Linked DNA regions of Homo sapiens: all the other regions are linked to region 2. Evidence: chromatin contacts called from ENCODE Hi-C or POLR2A ChIA-PET data. All regions are on one chromosome and are shown on one strand. The core of a region is the stretch at or near the end of the contact, and the rest is flanking DNA. Distances in the headings are between cores, read along the strand shown. Region 1 holds the start of PLPP6 (phospholipid phosphatase 6). Region 2 holds the start of KDM4C (lysine demethylase 4C). Region 3 holds the start of AK3 (adenylate kinase 3). Region 4 holds the start of GLIS3-AS2 (GLIS3 antisense RNA 2).

The links. A loop is a pair of places that touch in the nucleus more often than their neighbours do. ChIA-PET counts read pairs that join two places held with the same protein, here RNA polymerase II (POLR2A). Pooled maps may share reads with other maps.
Region 1: a loop to region 2 is called in a map of CD8-positive, alpha-beta T cell, with 5 times the contacts of the local background. The contact joins the promoter of PLPP6 here to the promoter of KDM4C in region 2. A Hi-C loop is called at or near these places in 6 of 168 maps with a recorded cell type or tissue (CD4-positive, alpha-beta T cell, CD4-positive, alpha-beta memory T cell, CD8-positive, alpha-beta T cell and 1 more), 2 of 37 single-sample maps with no recorded cell type and 18 of 50 pooled maps. POLR2A ChIA-PET finds 5 or more read pairs at or near these places in 1 of 52 experiments (CD4-positive, alpha-beta T cell).
Region 3: a map of CD8-positive, alpha-beta T cell shows a loop between it and region 2 (8-fold over the local background). The contact joins the promoter of AK3 here to the promoter of KDM4C in region 2. A Hi-C loop is called at or near these places in 1 of 168 maps with a recorded cell type or tissue (CD8-positive, alpha-beta T cell) and 9 of 50 pooled maps. POLR2A ChIA-PET finds 5 or more read pairs at or near these places in 3 of 52 experiments (CD4-positive, alpha-beta T cell, activated naive CD4-positive, alpha-beta T cell and naive thymus-derived CD8-positive, alpha-beta T cell).
Region 4: a loop to region 2 is called in a map of naive thymus-derived CD4-positive, alpha-beta T cell, with 11 times the contacts of the local background. The contact joins the promoter of GLIS3-AS2 here to the promoter of KDM4C in region 2. A Hi-C loop is called at or near these places in 3 of 168 maps with a recorded cell type or tissue (ascending aorta and naive thymus-derived CD4-positive, alpha-beta T cell) and 8 of 50 pooled maps.

What each region holds. Positions count from the first base shown.
Region 1 is chr9:4,659,460-4,663,829 of GRCh38, reverse strand. PLPP6 (phospholipid phosphatase 6) reads right to left here and starts at 1,536. Exons shown (of 1, transcript NM_203453.5): 1 at 1-1,536. The coding sequence starts at 1,454. The coding sequence ends at 567. SPATA6L (spermatogenesis associated 6 like) reads left to right here. Exons shown (of 12, transcript NM_001353486.2): 2 at 1,794-1,931. RefSeq lists a silencer at 1,142-1,401.
Region 2 is chr9:6,755,129-6,759,470 of GRCh38, reverse strand. It overlaps KDM4C (lysine demethylase 4C), which reads right to left and starts at 1,498. Exons shown (of 22, transcript NM_015061.6): 1 at 1,268-1,498. RefSeq lists enhancers at 185-404, 1,605-1,964, 2,696-3,407 and silencers at 1,065-1,234, 1,325-1,564.
Region 3 is chr9:4,739,952-4,742,451 of GRCh38, reverse strand. It overlaps AK3 (adenylate kinase 3), which reads left to right and starts at 1,250. Exons shown (of 5, transcript NM_016282.4): 1 at 1,250-1,515. The coding sequence starts at 1,365. RefSeq lists silencers at 861-1,350, 1,581-1,720.
Region 4 is chr9:4,297,691-4,301,963 of GRCh38, reverse strand. It overlaps GLIS3-AS2 (GLIS3 antisense RNA 2), which reads right to left and starts at 2,663. Exons shown (of 4, transcript NR_186824.1): 1 at 2,541-2,663. It overlaps GLIS3 (GLIS family zinc finger 3), which reads left to right and starts at 1,896. Exons shown (of 11, transcript NM_001042413.2): 1 at 1,896-2,543.

The DNA of each region.
Region 1 (4,370 bases), core at 287-2,786, 2.1 Mb after region 2:
TTACCAAGAAAATCAGGATTAAGAAGAAATCTCCCAACTGTGGCAACAGATCTTCAGGGAATAAACTAGAAAAACCTATGTCTTGGACTTTAAAAATACTGTTTAAAATCTACCTCAGGAAAAGGACTAGGATTAGTACATGACCTGTCTGCATGTATATTTACAGAATGAACATCATGTTTCTTTCTCGAAGTTCAGTTTACAAGTGGTATGTTGATTTAGGGATTATCACAAAACACAAATCTTACTGATACCAACTTTTAACAGCAACAGTATAACCACCTCAGCTTGTTTTCTTTGCAGTTGTCCTGGAAACATAAACAGTTGTTGAATAAATATACAATAGAGGATTTTTTGGGTTTTTTTGCTTTCCCTAATATGGCTGTGTTCAGTAATGGCCAGTGTGTGCTCCAGCCTAGCAGCACATCAAGATCATGGGACACCTGAAATCCCAAAGGAAGCCTGAAATGCCTAAGAGGGACAAGCGGGATGGCTGCTGGTTTAGGTTGACATCATCGAATGTGGAAACCTTCAGACTTCCTGGTGCCATAATCAATGAGATGGTGTCATCGTTGACTCCACAGTAAAAAGAGGACCGGAGCATTATGGGGTGAGAGCCAGCAATAGTCCACGATGCTGTACTGCATGTAGCCCAGAAAAAAGCCAAAAGCTACGTCGGTGACATTGTGCCGCCCCAGCATGACCCTGGATAGGCCCAAGACGAAGGCCCACAGAACCACCAGCACCCTCAGTGGAATGGCCAGCACCAGGTGGTTCAGGATGAACCTCGACATCAGGGCGGCCCTTGTGGCATGGCCCGAGGGGAAGGAGTACTTGTCCACCGAGAGAGTGACAAACATGTCCATCTGGTTGTGGGCCGGGCGGCGCCTGCGGACCAGCCCTTTGATCAAGGCCACCAGCAGCAGGTCCAACAGCAGGGCGAAGAGCAGGTTCATCAGCACCTCGCGCCCGGCCCAGCTGTCGCTCCTGCACAGGCAGTAGAGGGTGCCCAGCAGCCAGGGGATGCCGTGTCCCGAGATCTCCAGCAGCTTCATAAGGGGTCGCACGCTGCCCCACGACGAGCTCTCTCCCGCGCACACCCCCAGCTTCTTGGACAGCCACAGGTCGATGGCCAGCAGGGAGCGCAGGGCGATGCCCAGGAAGGACGGGTTCAAGTCCATGCGGTCCTCCTCGGGCAGCGGAGGCGCGGGCGACTGCGAGGGGCCCGCCGCGGCCAGGGGGAAGGAGCCGCGGCGGTGAACTGGGCTCTCCGATGCACGGAGCCGGGCGCAGGTGGGGTCCACGGCCGTGGCGCGGCTGCTGAGCAGGGACTGGAACTCAAACCTGCTGCCGCCGCCACCGCCGCCATGGGCTGGGCTGCCGGGGCTGCTGCTGCTGCTCGAAGCGGAGACGCCCAGCGGCCGTCCCTCCATGCTCCTCCGGGGACTTGGCATCGCAGCTGGCGGCCCGGATCCCGGGACCTGGCCGGACCAAACAGAGGCTTCCCGGCCCTGCAGCCTCTTCCGCTTCCGCACTACCATCCCGGAGGGGCGGGGAGAGGAGCCGGCGAGAGCGCGATTGTGACACCTGGTGGAGACGTGGGAGGGAGTTGGAATTTCCAATGTGAGGAGAGCAGAGGGGAGGATGTTGGCGTTGGGAGGTACAGGTGAGGGAGTGAGGTGATGGGGAAAATGTCAGTGTCTGTAGGAGCTTAAGAGAAATAGAGCCCCGTGTAACAAAACAAAGCAAAGTCTGTTTTCTCTCCCTTGTTTGTTGTTTTCTTTCTTTTTAAGATTTCTTGCCCAGGAGTGTTCCTGCCTGGCAAACAAGATGTGTACCTCGGGGTCTACCTCATGAATCAGTACCTGGAGACCAACAGCTTTCCCTCTGCGTTCCCCATTATGATTCAGGAGAGCATGAGATTTGAAAAGGTGATCTTGACTTTCTCATTGGCTTTTGTTGTCTGAAGATAACCTGAGAGTTCTTATAAAGAACAGAGTTCTTACAGCATTATTTGGTAAATTTCATTTTTAAAAAAATTATCCGAAAGCACTTCAGCACAATGCAAAACCGCAGTCGGAACACTTGCTTTTGTAATGCAGGTCTGAGCCAAGTTCTGTCAATCTAGTGCTAAATACCCTGGTTGATGTTTCCTATTCTTGGAACTCCCATGGCATTTTTTTAACTGGAGCAAAGAGAGCATTTCTGAATGTTTTTGGAGGTGTTAGAGGTAATTGCATTACATTTACGAAAGGGATTATTAATAAACTGTGGACCTTAGAAAAAACTGTGTTAGACCAAGAAAAATAGCGAAAAAAAAATAATGAAATTAGTTAAATCCTGTAACTAAAATCCTGTAACAAAAAGGCTGTTCAGATTTACTGTTTCCTCAGATCATACCTAGATTATTTAGCTACAGTGATAAAGGCTAGATTCCATTCTGGTGAATAACATGGTGATATAAATAGTCAAAACATTACCAGCCTTCTTCACACTAAACTATTCATAGAATATTGATGTTATTACTATGTCATCACTGACAATCTCTTAACATTTTTGTTTTGGAATTTGGAGATGGAATCAATTTTAACCTTAATAAGTCTAATGATTTTGCCCCAAACAATGTCATTGAGGGAGATCTGGGGAGAAGGAAGGCTACAGAGTAGAGCATGTCACATTTTTTTAAAAAAATTATACTTTAAGTTCTAGGGTACATATGCACAACGTGCTGGTTTGTTATATATGTATACATGTGCCATGTTGGTGTGCTGCACCCATTAACTCATTCCCCCCACCCCACGACAGGCCCCTGTGTGTGATGTTCCCCACCCTGTGTCCAAGTGTTGTCATTGTTCAATTCCCACCTATCAGTGAGAACATGCGGTGTTTGGTTTTCTGTCCTTGTGATAGTTTGCTGAGAATGATGGTTTCCAGCTTCATCCATGTCCCTACAAAGGACACGAACTCATCCTTTTTTATGGCTGCATAGTATTCCACGGTGTATATGTGCCACATTTTCTTAATCCAGTCTATCACTGATGGACATTTGGGTTGGTTCCAAGTCTTTGCTATTGTGAATAGTGCTGCAATAAACATACGTGTGCATGTGTCTTTATAGTAGCATGATTTATAATCCTTTGGGTATATACCCAGTAATGGGATGGCTGGGTCAAATGGTATTTCTAGTTCTAGATCCTTGAGGAATCACCACACTGTCTTCCACATGGGTTGAACTAGTTTACTGTCCCACCAACAGTGTAAAGGTGTTCCTGTTTCTCCACATTCTCTCCAGCACCTGTTGTTTCCTGACTTTTTAATGATCGCCATTCTAACTGTGTGAGATGGTATCTCATTGTGGTTTTGATTTGTATTTCTCTGATGACCAGTGATGATGAGTATTTTTTCATGTGTCTGTTGGCTGTGTAAATGTCTTCTTTTGAGAAGTGTCTGTTCATGTCCTTCACCCACTTTTTGATGGGGTTTTTTGATTTTTTCTTGTAAATTTGTTTAAGTTCTTTGTAGATTCTGGATATTAACCCTTTTGTCAGATGAGTAGATTGCAAAAATTTCCTCCCTTTCTGTAGGTTGCCTGTTCACTCTAATGGTAGTTTCTTTTGCTGTGCAGAAGCTCTTTAGTTTAATTAGATCCCATTTGTCAATTTTGGCTTTTGTTGCCATTGCTTTTGGTGTTTTAGTCATGAAGTCCTTGCCCATGCATATGTCCTGAATGGTATTGCTTAGGTTTTCTTCTAGGGTTTTTATGGTTTTAGGTCTAACATTTAAGTCTTTAATCCATCTTGAATTAATTTTTGTATAAGGTGTAAGGAAAGGATCCAGTTTCAGCTTTCTACATATGGTTAGCCAGTTTTCCCAGCACCATTTATTAAATAGGGAATCCTTTCCCCATTTCTTGTTTTTGTCAGGTTTGTCAAATATCAGATGGTTGTGGATGTGTGGTATTATTTCTGAGGGCCTCTGTTCTGTTCCATTGGTCTGTATCTCTGTTTTGGTACCAGTACTGTGCTGTTTTGGTTACTGTAGCCTTGTAGTATAGTTTGAAGTCAGGTAGCGTGATGCTTCCAGCCTTGTTCTTTTGGCTTAGGATTGTCTTGGCAATGCGGGCTCTTTTTTGGTTCCATATGAACTTTAAAGTAGTTTTTTCCAATTCTGTGAAGAAAGTCATTGGTAGCTTGATGGGGATGGCATTGAGTCTATAAATTACCCTGGGCAGTATGGCCATTTTCACGATATTGATTATTCCTATCCATGAGCATGGAATCTTCTTCCGTTTGTTTGTGTCCTCTTTTTTATTTTGTTGATCAGTGGTTTGTAGTTCTCCTTGAAGAGGTCCTTCACATCCCTTGTAAGTT
Region 2 (4,342 bases), core at 249-2,748:
CGGGTTGCGCGGAGGCCAGCAAGGTAAGAAAGCAAGCGATAATCGCAAAGCAGAGCCGACTGCTTCCTAATAAAAAATGGACCTTTAAAAATTAAAACCACTAGTTTTCAACCACAACACTTCGAAATGAGAATATTAGTCACCGTTGCCATAGAAACAGTAAAGCCAAGCTGCCCGGAATTTAGACATTTTTTTAAATACCGCAAACTGAAATGGGTGAAAATAGGGCAGAGTTTAGTGTGAACCTAAGTGGCCGGAACCTACTAGTAACTTTCACCAGGATAAAAGTGACTCTGCTTTTCTAACCTACATTTCCGAACAGTGCTTTATAAATCACCTCTCGGGGTTAGTTTATCAAGCGCAAAAAAAAGTTTACCTTGTCTCTTCCGGAAGAAGGAACCTGACAAAACCCCTCCCGGTAGTATTGCCCACAATCAGAGCCAGCCAGCGCAGGCTTGCACCGCGCAGCAAAGGGGGAGCCCAGCATCAAGTCCACGCGGAAAGCATCTGAATCCCGGCTGCTGGCTTTACTGGCGGAGCACAGAGGAAAACCCCAAGCTCCTGCCTACAGCCCCGGCCTGTCTGGCTCCCTCCTCCACGTCCCCACTCCACGCCACGTTCTGTGCCTGGCAGTCCACGCGCCCTAATCCAACTCGCATTTATTTAAGCACCCGCCGTCTACACCGCATCATGGTTCCTCCAGGCACTGCAGGAAGAAATGGCCCCATGCCGGGGGAAAGAAACACCAAAAGGACAGCCGCGAGGGCTGAAGACGACCCCGAATGACGGGATGACTGCCTGCAACGGGTGGTCAGGAGAGGAGCTCCCACCCTCACCCCGCGGGTCGTGACACTCCCAGGGAAGGGAGGGCCCCGAGGGGTGCACCAGGCCCGGCCTTCCTGGAGTCCGCCACAGCCGACTGGCGGCGTTAAGAGGTCCGCATCCCAGGACCGCCCGAGCGCTCCTCTGCCCCAAGGAGGCGACCCCGACTCCGGATCCCGGGAAAACGGCGAGCGCGGGTACCGAACCTCGGTAAGGGCCGGAGCGGGCTGTCACCGGCCCCCGCATCCCTCCCCTGCGGCCGCGGCCGGCCGCTCCCTCCCCAGCTTGACAGTCGCTGCAGTCACGGACGGAGCGTCTCTGCCCCAGCGTCGCCGCTCGCCCGGACGCCCGCACCCCCGTGCCCCACGCGGAGGGGGGCAGTGCCGGGAAGACCTCTCCGGACCCTCCCCCCGCCCTGGCCCCCAGACTCCGGAAAAGCGGTTACCTGGCGCGCGGGTTGGGGCGAGAGCACGACTCGGTGGAGGAGGAAGAGAAGACAGTGGCCTCCGGCCCAGGGAGATTTGGGAAATTTGGGAGACTTGTTCCGCACTAGGTGACAGCTGTTCGCTGCGCACGCGCACAGGACCCCGGCCGCCCGATCACTGCGCCGCGCCTCACCCTCCCGTCGAGGGGGTGGGTGGGAGGCAGCGGCGAAGGCGCGCGCACCGCCGGCTCTCCCTGCGCGAGGGCGCGCGCGCCGTCACGTGACCGCTGGGGCCCGCACTTGGTGAGTCACGTGGGCTTACAAACAGCTTAAAGGTGCCCGGCACGCTCTTGCTTTGGGCTCAACTTCCGCGCTGTGGTTAACTTAGGCTTGCTGGCGCGCATCTTCTTGTCCTTTGGACACAGGCATATCCCATTCTTTCCGGAGGGGAAAGATACTCGCGTAGAAGGAGAAAACAGGTGCACAGAACCTTGCCCGGAAGCGCTGGCTGGGGTCCCGCAGGGCTGGACCTGATGTAGTCCACGCGCCACACGTCCTCCTGGGCGCCGACGCGCACCTATGGCGGCCTCCGACGCGCGGACGTCAGCGTGGCGTTACCGGGGTGGAGCCTCGGAATGTACTGGAGAGCCTGGCGAGAAAGTCGGGGCTCGCAGCTCTCCGGCGATGACAGCGCTGTGTTCCCGTTCTCCCTTCACCCGGTGGCCGGGACCACTGAGCCTCCTTCCCACAATGGGAGATCCCGAATAGGCGAAGAGTATCTTCGTGTCCCAACCCTTTAACAACTACCGCGCAGGAGCGTGTCAGCCTCTGGAAGCAAAACTGTCCGGTGTTGAGTCACCTACACCCAGCACGTCCCGCCCCGACCCGCCCAAGTGTGCTCTTAAGATAGGGAGGCACAAAGGTGACCCCAATAGGAATCCTGGGCTGGCGGTCCCTCAGAAACTAGAGTTGATAACAGTTTGGCCAGAACTGAAGTGACTAGAAATGCAGGTGCCTCCAGCGTCTGAGACTAGATAAGTTAACTTCCTACAACTTGTTGCTTTTCCTCTGTAACTCCGCCTTCCGAGGTGTCAGAAGGAACCAACCAGACCTTAAGCCCCTGTACTGCCAAAGACAGATGGTTGAGCATCAGATGTTTTGCAAAGCTGAATGATTTTTTTTTTAAACTTCCTACAGAGCTCCCAGCTGGGTCCCTTGTGGCGTTTTCTCTAACGTCTTAGCTAAGAAAGATTGGGCATATCTTCACACCAGTGAGCAAAGTTGGGCTAATATGCTGAATTTTCTGTTACATTATACTGATAACAGAATTTTAAAAATATATCGACACCGCTTACCACGCGCTTGAACTCGTTTCTCACTGGGGTGAACATTGTGAGGACAGATGGAATGTGATTAATTGAGCTAAGGCTAACGGGATTATTGGGTCACCATATTTCTTTAGTTGTTAAAAACAAAGTTCCGCTACACACACAGACACACTCTTTTTTGAGACGGAGTCTTGCTGTGTCGCCCAGTTTGGAGTGCAATGGCGCTATCTCGGCTTACTGCAACCTCCGCCTCACGGGTTCGAGAGATTCTCCTGCCTCAGCCTCCCGAGTAGCTGGGATTACAGTCGCCCGCCACCACGCCCAGCTAATTTTTGTATTTTCAGTAGAGACAGGGTTTCGCCATGTTGGCCAGGCTGGTCACAAACTCCTGACCTCAGGTGATCCGCCCGCCTCGGCCTCCCAAAGTGCTGGGATTACAGGCGTGAGCCACTTCACCCGGCCACACACAATTCTGAACTTGGCTAACGTATACTCAACTGGGAATTTTCCAAATGTGTGCATGTAACGTCAGGATCCCAACCATCCTTACAAGTAAATTGGATATGCTAAAATAATAAATATGCAACCTAACACTTACTTAGAACAGTAATGTGAGCTACACACTGTCTTCAGAGCTTCACATGTATTAATAAATACTTATAATAATTCAATGAATAGGTACTATTAATACCTCATTGTTACAGATGTGGAAACTGAAGCATAGCGGTTAAGAAATATGTCCACAATCAAGCAGCTAGGGTCTTTTGGAAGCCATATGCTATATTAGAAATCTTGTGCACCAGAATAAAAAATCTGGAAACCTGAAATCCATTTTCTTCAGAATTTGCAGATGCACAAATAACATTTCTTTACCATTGTGAATTAGAGTATGACTTTTTTTTAACCTGAAGAACTGAAGTGGATATACGAACCTTGCTAACTTCACTGAGCACTTTTTAATTTTAAGGAAGATAATGTAAAATGTCAAAACACTTCAAAAGCTGTAAAGCACTATGTGAATCCATTAAGTGCTTCACAGTCTTGGAAAGTGAAGAGAGCCTACTAGAAAATCAACTGGACTCATGGCACTGAGGGCAGTCTTGTGTCCCTAATGTATCAAAATACCTCCATATTATGAATTATCGTGAAAACATTTTAGCCATATAGTAAATTTTTTATTTAGATTCAATTGTTTAAATCCCAATTGCAATATATTAATGGAAGGCTGTATGAACAATACATAGATTCCCCTTGAAGTTTATATGTAATGTGAACTAACGAACAGATCATCAGATCACCTCAGAGACAATACTTGTTTTTATTTTATTTTATTTATTTGTTTGTTTTTTGAGACAGAGTCTTACTCTGTTGCCCAGGCTGGAGTGCAGTGGCGCCATATCGGCTCACTGCAGCCTTGACCTCCCGGGTTCAAGCAATTCTCGTGCCTTGTGCCTCATTCTCCTGAGCAGCTGGCATTACAGGCATGTGCCATAATGCCCAGCTAATTTTTGCATTTTTTTATAATTGAGACAGAGTCTCACTCTGTTGCCCAGGCTGGAGTGCAGTGGCGCGATCTCAGCTCACTGCAACCTCCGCCTCCTGGGTTCACGGCATTCTGCTGCCTCAGCCTCCCAAGTAGCTGGGACTACAGGCGCGTGCTACCACACCTAGCTAATTTTTTGTATTTTAAGTGGAGACGGGGTTTCACCGTGTTAGCCAGGATAGTCTTGATCTCCTGACCTTGTGATCCACTCACCTTGGCCTCCCA
Region 3 (2,500 bases), core at 1-2,500, 2.0 Mb after region 2:
ATCAGTTCTGGACCTCTGAGGAGAATGGTAACTGTGTTTTATTTTCAGAGAGCCTTCTTTCTGCCTTAGCATAGTGTCCGGGACAAAGCAATGATGATAAATGGACAACCATTATTGAACATTGACCCCGTAGCTGGCATTGCACTAAGTACTACATTATTTTAACTCCTCCATTCTACTCCTCTATGCCCATTTTACAGGCAAAATGATACTCACTCGAACGTTTTTGTCCTCTGTTTCCATTCTTGAAACATGCCAAACCTCCAGTTTTAGGGCCTTTTCCTAAAACTGGACATAGGAAGGGCCCATGTCTCTCTCTTCCATATTCTAATTAAGCACTCAGCACACATGCCATCTCTTCAAAGCTTTTCCGACCGCCTATCTACAACAGCCTGCCTCCACAGTTTCACACACTCTTTTACGTTATTTATAAAAGAGTCTCACTCAATGGAAGCTGGATTTCCTCTCCTGTAAAATGAGGTAGGCCCTCTCGGCTCAAGGTCACTCCCTGTGATTCTACACAGAGAGGGAGTGGGAAGAGAGGGCGCTCGGCAGCAGAGGAGGAGGAGGAAGGAGGGAAGGGCGAAGGCGGGAGTGGGTGCAGAAGCGGGGGGTCTGGCGGTCCAGGGGGGTAGAAGGGAGGGGCGGATTCGAGTGGGCGCCAGGTGGAGGTGGGGCCAGGGTTGTCAAGGGAGCACGAAAGGGGTCGCGGTGTGTCCGGCAAGGACTGGGTAGGGCAGCGCCTGCTATGGACTAGGGGCGAGGGCTACGAAAGGGTTGTTGGAGGGGTGGATGCGGGTGGATCCCGAAACCAAGCGGCTCCGAGGGGCGACTAGAGGTGGGGAGGGGGCGCGCAGGAGTTGCCAAGGTCGGACAGAGGGGAGCGCGGTCTATCCGGCTGGGAATGGGCCGGACAGGGCGCGGGGTTCCGGGGTCGCGGAGAGGCGCGGAGGTAGATCTGAGCCGAGTGGAGGGCGCGTGGGGGTGGGTGCAGAGGGGCGCCGAAGGGATCCGGGCCCAGCGGCCGGTGGAGAGGGGCCGCGGAGAGGCGCAGGTGGGAGCTGGGCGGCCGAGCGAGCGCAGAGGGGGCGCGGCTTGCGCGGCTTGCGCGGCTGGGCGGGAACAGGCGCTCGGTCGGGGGCGGGGGGTGCGCCGGGGTAGCCGAGAGGCGGACGCAACAGCGGGGTCCCGCGCTGTCTGGGCGGCCCCAGGGGCTGTCGGCTCACTTCCGGGAACGCCGGGGAACCGCAGTAGCCGCCTGCTAGTGGCGCTGCTAGCCGGCCGGCGCAGGCTGCCGAGCGGGTGAGCGCGCAGGCCAGGCCAAAGCCCTGGTACCCGCGCGGTGCGGGCCTCAGTCTGCGGCCATGGGGGCGTCCGCGCGGCTGCTGCGAGCGGTGATCATGGGGGCCCCGGGCTCGGGCAAGGGCACCGTGTCGTCGCGCATCACTACACACTTCGAGCTGAAGCACCTCTCCAGCGGGGACCTGCTCCGGGACAACATGCTGCGGGGCACAGGTGGGAGCTCTGGGCCCAGGGCCGGCCGTGCGCTGTCACCCGGGTCGGACTTCGCGGGCGAGGGGCCGAAGCTGGGCACGCGGGTCCCTGGCTGCGGGCGCGGCATTTCCCTCCCGCCGCCCGGGACAGAGACCTCGGGCTGCTGAGCGACTGCGCCCCAAAACCTCCGGCCTCCGTGGGCCGCTTCGGGCGGGTTATGGGGTGGCGGTGGGGGAAGGGACTGGAAAGTTAGGTCGAGCTCGAAGTTCAGAGATGAAAGGAAACCACCGGGCTTTGTTTCAGAGGCCCAAGTCCTCCCAGTGGCAGCCACTCTTGGGGGTCCATCGAGCTGAGCCGCAGCTTGTTCAACGTGCTGGTGCCTTTGGAAGACTGTCATTAGCCCTGCTAGAGTCTGCTCGTTCTGTTTTGTTTTCTTTGTTTCTTTCTTTTCTCTTTCTTTTTTGGTGTGGTTAAGCTCTATGAGATCTTGTAGTTCTGACCTTTCCCCCATATTCCCAAGGCCAAGTATTATTTACCCTTGTTGCAGTCATAAAATTATCTCATTTTGATATCCTTAGATTTCGTAGACACGAAGGCTATTCTTGTGCATGGTTCTATAAAATATTTTGTTTCTCATGCCAAATAAATTCTTACAGCTCGGCACGAAAGGCAGTTAACAATCTACACTATACAATGGGTGAATTTGTGGTATGTAAATTCTCTCTTAAGAGGGTTGTTTTTGAAAAGCCAATCGCAGGAGTTTTTTTCTCAAAAAATGTTGACCTTACTTTTCAAAATAGAACCCGTTTTGAAACTCATTTTGAAACCCATTTACATAGAAATAATGCTTCCACAAGGCCTTTTTCTTTTGTTTTCCTTCTTTTTTTTTTTTTTTTTGTAAGGATAGCAAACAGGATAGACGTGCATAGCATAAAAAACAACGCCCTCTTTCGTTCCCTACCTCAGTCCCATTCTTCGGAGGGGAACAGAGTTTTCCTTCTAGAAA
Region 4 (4,273 bases), core at 1,414-3,913, 2.5 Mb after region 2:
CTTCAGTGGTAAATATTTTAGGAATGTTAGAGGTTCATGAAAATCACACCTAAATAAAATGACATTCCCACTCTTGGGCTCTTATAAATGAAGAGATTTTGGGGATCTCCAGGTTGATGACTCCTAACTTTCCCAGTGTTTTTTTCCATGAGCTATTGATTAAAGTTGGGTGTAGCACTATATTTTTTTCTCTTCCAGCTAAGCTGTTCCCATCATTTGGGAAGTTTTAGAAGCTTCTGCAAGCCCCTAGGATACCATTCTATGCATCAAAACCATTGTATTTAAAATGATATTTGAGGGACATTGGAAAGGTTTTTTGCAGTCTCCACCCAGGCTTGTCTTGCTCCTGGGAAGCAGTTGTACAGCACAAGAATCTGATGAACAGAAGTTCCCATGATGCATTGAAGGGTTAGTGTTGCCATCTTGCTCTGTTCCTTAAGGCTGGAGTTAATGAGGAAGAGTTTTTATGTGAATGTCAGGCATGTTGCAATAACTAGCCACAATGGAATAGTCATGGCAATTTCCACCACTTGGTTTCTTTGTTTTTGTGATGTTGCTGCATGCTTCATTTTATGAGTATTTTCTTTTCTTACGTGTGGTTGAGCCCATCTATTGCCATCTTGGGCTTGAATACTTGTATTTAAAAGAGATGAACAGAGAGAAACTGGAAAACTGACAGAATGACATATCCTGACCTCTTACTATTTTTCATCCCCTACTTCTGCTGACAAATATTCTGATGAGTTTGTGTCCCAAGGTGAAGGAAAAGAAAAGAAAAAGTACTGTGGAAACCAGGCTTCTTTTGGTTATGTTAATATCATGGATACAGACCAAGCCTAGTAGTATTCCCACTGAAATTAGATAAATGAAAACTGCCAATAGTCTTTTAGTTTTGGCTTTCTGGGGTAAGTCATTTGTGTCCTTGAGGACTTCTGTCTTGATCAAAGCATCTACTACCTGATTGCTAATTTATATTGGAGTGGTAACAGTAGAATAGAATATAAGGACTTGTGAAATTCTAAGTGTCTGGTGGCATCCTCACTCATTTCATTCATGATGGTGAATAATACTGTCAACTGCAGAAAGGCCTACCTGGAGGATATTGTGTGCATTACATACCTAGATTCCCAAGATGGAAGTCCTTGCATCTGTGGCAATACATGTGATGAACTACTAGGAGCAGACTTTCTTGTAACAACCTTTTGAGGGCTCTGGTCAACACAAGCAGAAGCGGTGGCGAGTCAGAGCTTAGGTGGGGTATGAGGCTGAGGATGTTGAATTCATAAGGATAAAGTGCCACTTTATAGACGTAACATACGCAGGGAATATACCTCCATTCTTAACAGCCTGTGTTCAGAATTTTATACCCTTCTAACACTTCCATCACCTTCCTCTCTTCCCTGCCTATACTTGGAAAGGATGCCAAAGCCTTCCTTAGTGCTTCACCTATCCAGTTTCGAAGCTGTCATGTGCATCCGATCCGATATTTCAAAGCAACCCTTTTGCCATTTTTCACTGTGTTATTCTCTCCGTATTACTACCGGATTTTTTTGGTTGTTTGTTTATTTTTTTATGACCTGACATCAAATCCTGTCTAAACACTAACACTTTTTCATGTTAAAATAAGTCAGTTTAACAAATAAGGCCAGGAAGAAGGCGAAGTGTCTCCCTGCTGTTACCCTGTTCTGGAGTTCCTCGACTTCTGGCGCACGGGGAGTGTGTGTGTGTGTGTGTGTGTGTGTGTGTGTGTGTGTGAATGCGTCAAGAGGGAGACACAAGCTCGGCCTTCGAATTGGCCAGCCTAGTGACCCGCGAGCCCGCCCCCACTCTTCCCCCTCCCCCTCCGGCGCTCACACTCAGGAAGCAGCTGGCTACAGGCCGGCCCTCGCGGCCGCACACACATCCACACTCCTCGCCCGGCTGCCTTCCTCCCTCCCTCTTCCCCCTTCCCCTCTCCCTGCAGCCGCGTCCACACTGCGCCGCCCGGGCAGCCCAGAGCGCGGCGCGCACGGGCACCGGCGGCGAGTGCCGCGGCCACTGCCCCTCCCGGGACCCCCTGTACGCCGTCCGCGCCGTCCAGGGTCACACCGGCGACGGAACCCGCCGGCAGCAATTAGCCAGCATCCCGGGGTCGGCCCCCAGAAGCATTCCCCGGCCCAGGACGAGGATGAACAGGACAGGCGAGGCACAAAGTCGCAACTGAACTTTTTAGAAACATTATTTGTGTGTGTATGTGTGTAGCAGGGGAGAATGAGCTGATGCCGAGGGTCCAGCCACCCCGCCTCTGCCTCCTCCTCCCCCTGCCGCCGCTGCCCTCGCAGACGCGCGCGCACACACGGCACTTGGGCCGGGTTTCCGCGCTCCGTCCCCCCGTTTGGATGGGGGTTTTCATTTCCGAAGGAGGCACAGCCCGCGGAGCGCTCTGAAGGGCTGGAGCCCCAAGTTACTCCTCGCCAGCGCCGGCCGCCCGCTGTCACTCGCGCTGGCCGGCCGGGGGAAGGGACCCGCACGCCGGGCTTTGTTGTGGAAATCCCGGTTACCTGGTAAGTGGATGCCATAGGAACTTTGCTCGCAGGCGAGAGACGAGGAGAAACCGGGCGCTTGAGAGTGTGGGGGAGTTAAAGCTCAGAGACGCAAACTAGGGATTACAAATAGTTTTCTACGCTGAGCCGGTGGCGTTCGCGCGGGTTTAAGGATACGCGCACCTCAACTCCCGGCGTCACAGGTCACTGAGAGACCTGCGCTGACTGAGACTGATAGCAACAATTAGGGTTCAAACCATGTTTCTGTCAGTGGCCTAAGAGCGCCCAGTGTAGAAGACAGATAACGGGGCTTTAAAGTTGCGCTAATTCGGAACAGTTTTTGTGTTTTCATTTCAAGTAGAGCGGGCAGAGGGGTACACAATCAGGGCACGTTACAGGACGCACGGGCATGGGGCGCACCACTCTGGAGTCCCCACTGAAGGGAAACTTTGGCGAAGTGGGAACTGATGGGGTGACGTGAGGTCTCTCGCGCACACGCGGGGCTGTAGTTGTCTTTTCAAGTTCCACGTGTTTGTGGAGTTTCACGAAGGCTGTTTTCCACGCCTGTGTCTCATCCAAGCCGGTGTCCCCATGATTGCGGGAGGTGGTCGGGCTGAGGGTACCTACACTCCTCGCGGGTACCGGCCCGGCGATCCGCAGCCGCCAGGTCTGGAACTATAACCTCCCACGCCGCCAGGACGCAGACACAGCCAGACACGAACCCTCCCCGCCGGGTTCGTCACCTCGCGTTTACATTTTTTATGGGGCCCGACAAAATGTCAGCACTGTTTGGAAAATGTCTCAGTCTCGGAGACGTTGTCCTGCGCGCGGCTCCAGTCCCTATAAATGACCCTGTGTGTATTTTGAAGTCGGCCCGGGTCGCTCTCTGGAAAGCGTGAGTGAGCCGCCGGCTCTCTCCTAGACACACACCTTGCCCCGAGCGACAGTTCCAAGTTACTCACTGGAGCTGACAAGTCACCTCGGGGACCGGGAAGTCACTCAAGTGTCTGGAAATCTTGGCCCTGGCTGATTTGTCATCCTATGGATGATTCAATTAGGTACCTGGCGGGAGAAACTTTGGGGAAGGGTTTCTGGCTCCGCGTTCGCGCCCTCCGACTTGCTGGAGGTGTTTGGGAGGCGAGAAGCGAAAGGAAACCACAGGGTGAGGACACTGGCTCGGCGGGGACCGGGGGGCCGGCGTGGGGGGACTGCGAGCCCGGCCGTGGCGCCCCCGGGCTACAGGCTCCGGCCAGGCCGGGCAGCGCGCGCAGGTCCCCGGCGCCCGGGCTTCCCAGCCGCAGCACCCTTTCGGCCCCCGACTCACTCAGGAGCGAGTTGCACAACAGGAAGCCGGCACTAGTTTGTTTTGTTGCGCTGCGTTCGCTCCCTCGCTCGCTCGCGCACGGGGCCGAGGGTTAGGGGCGGAGGCGGCGGGGGAGTGACGGGGTCGCAGCCGCGCGTACCCCGCCGGGCGCTGTCGCCTCCGCCTCCGGACCCGCCCCTAGCTCCGCGCCGAGGAATCTCCGACCCCGGCAGCGAAGCCAGTCCTATAGGGAACCGATAAGGGCCGCCCTCCTCCTGCCTTGTCCTACGCGCCTCTCCCCCGCTCCCGGCACCTCTCCCGACTTCTCCAGCCCTCCTCTTGGCAGGAGTGGTCTCGAGGACTGAGACCACTGCTCTGTGTGCCTCCTTGAGCCCCACGCTAGTTTGCCCCGGTATCCGCTTGGCCCTCATCTCTGGAGCATGTAAAC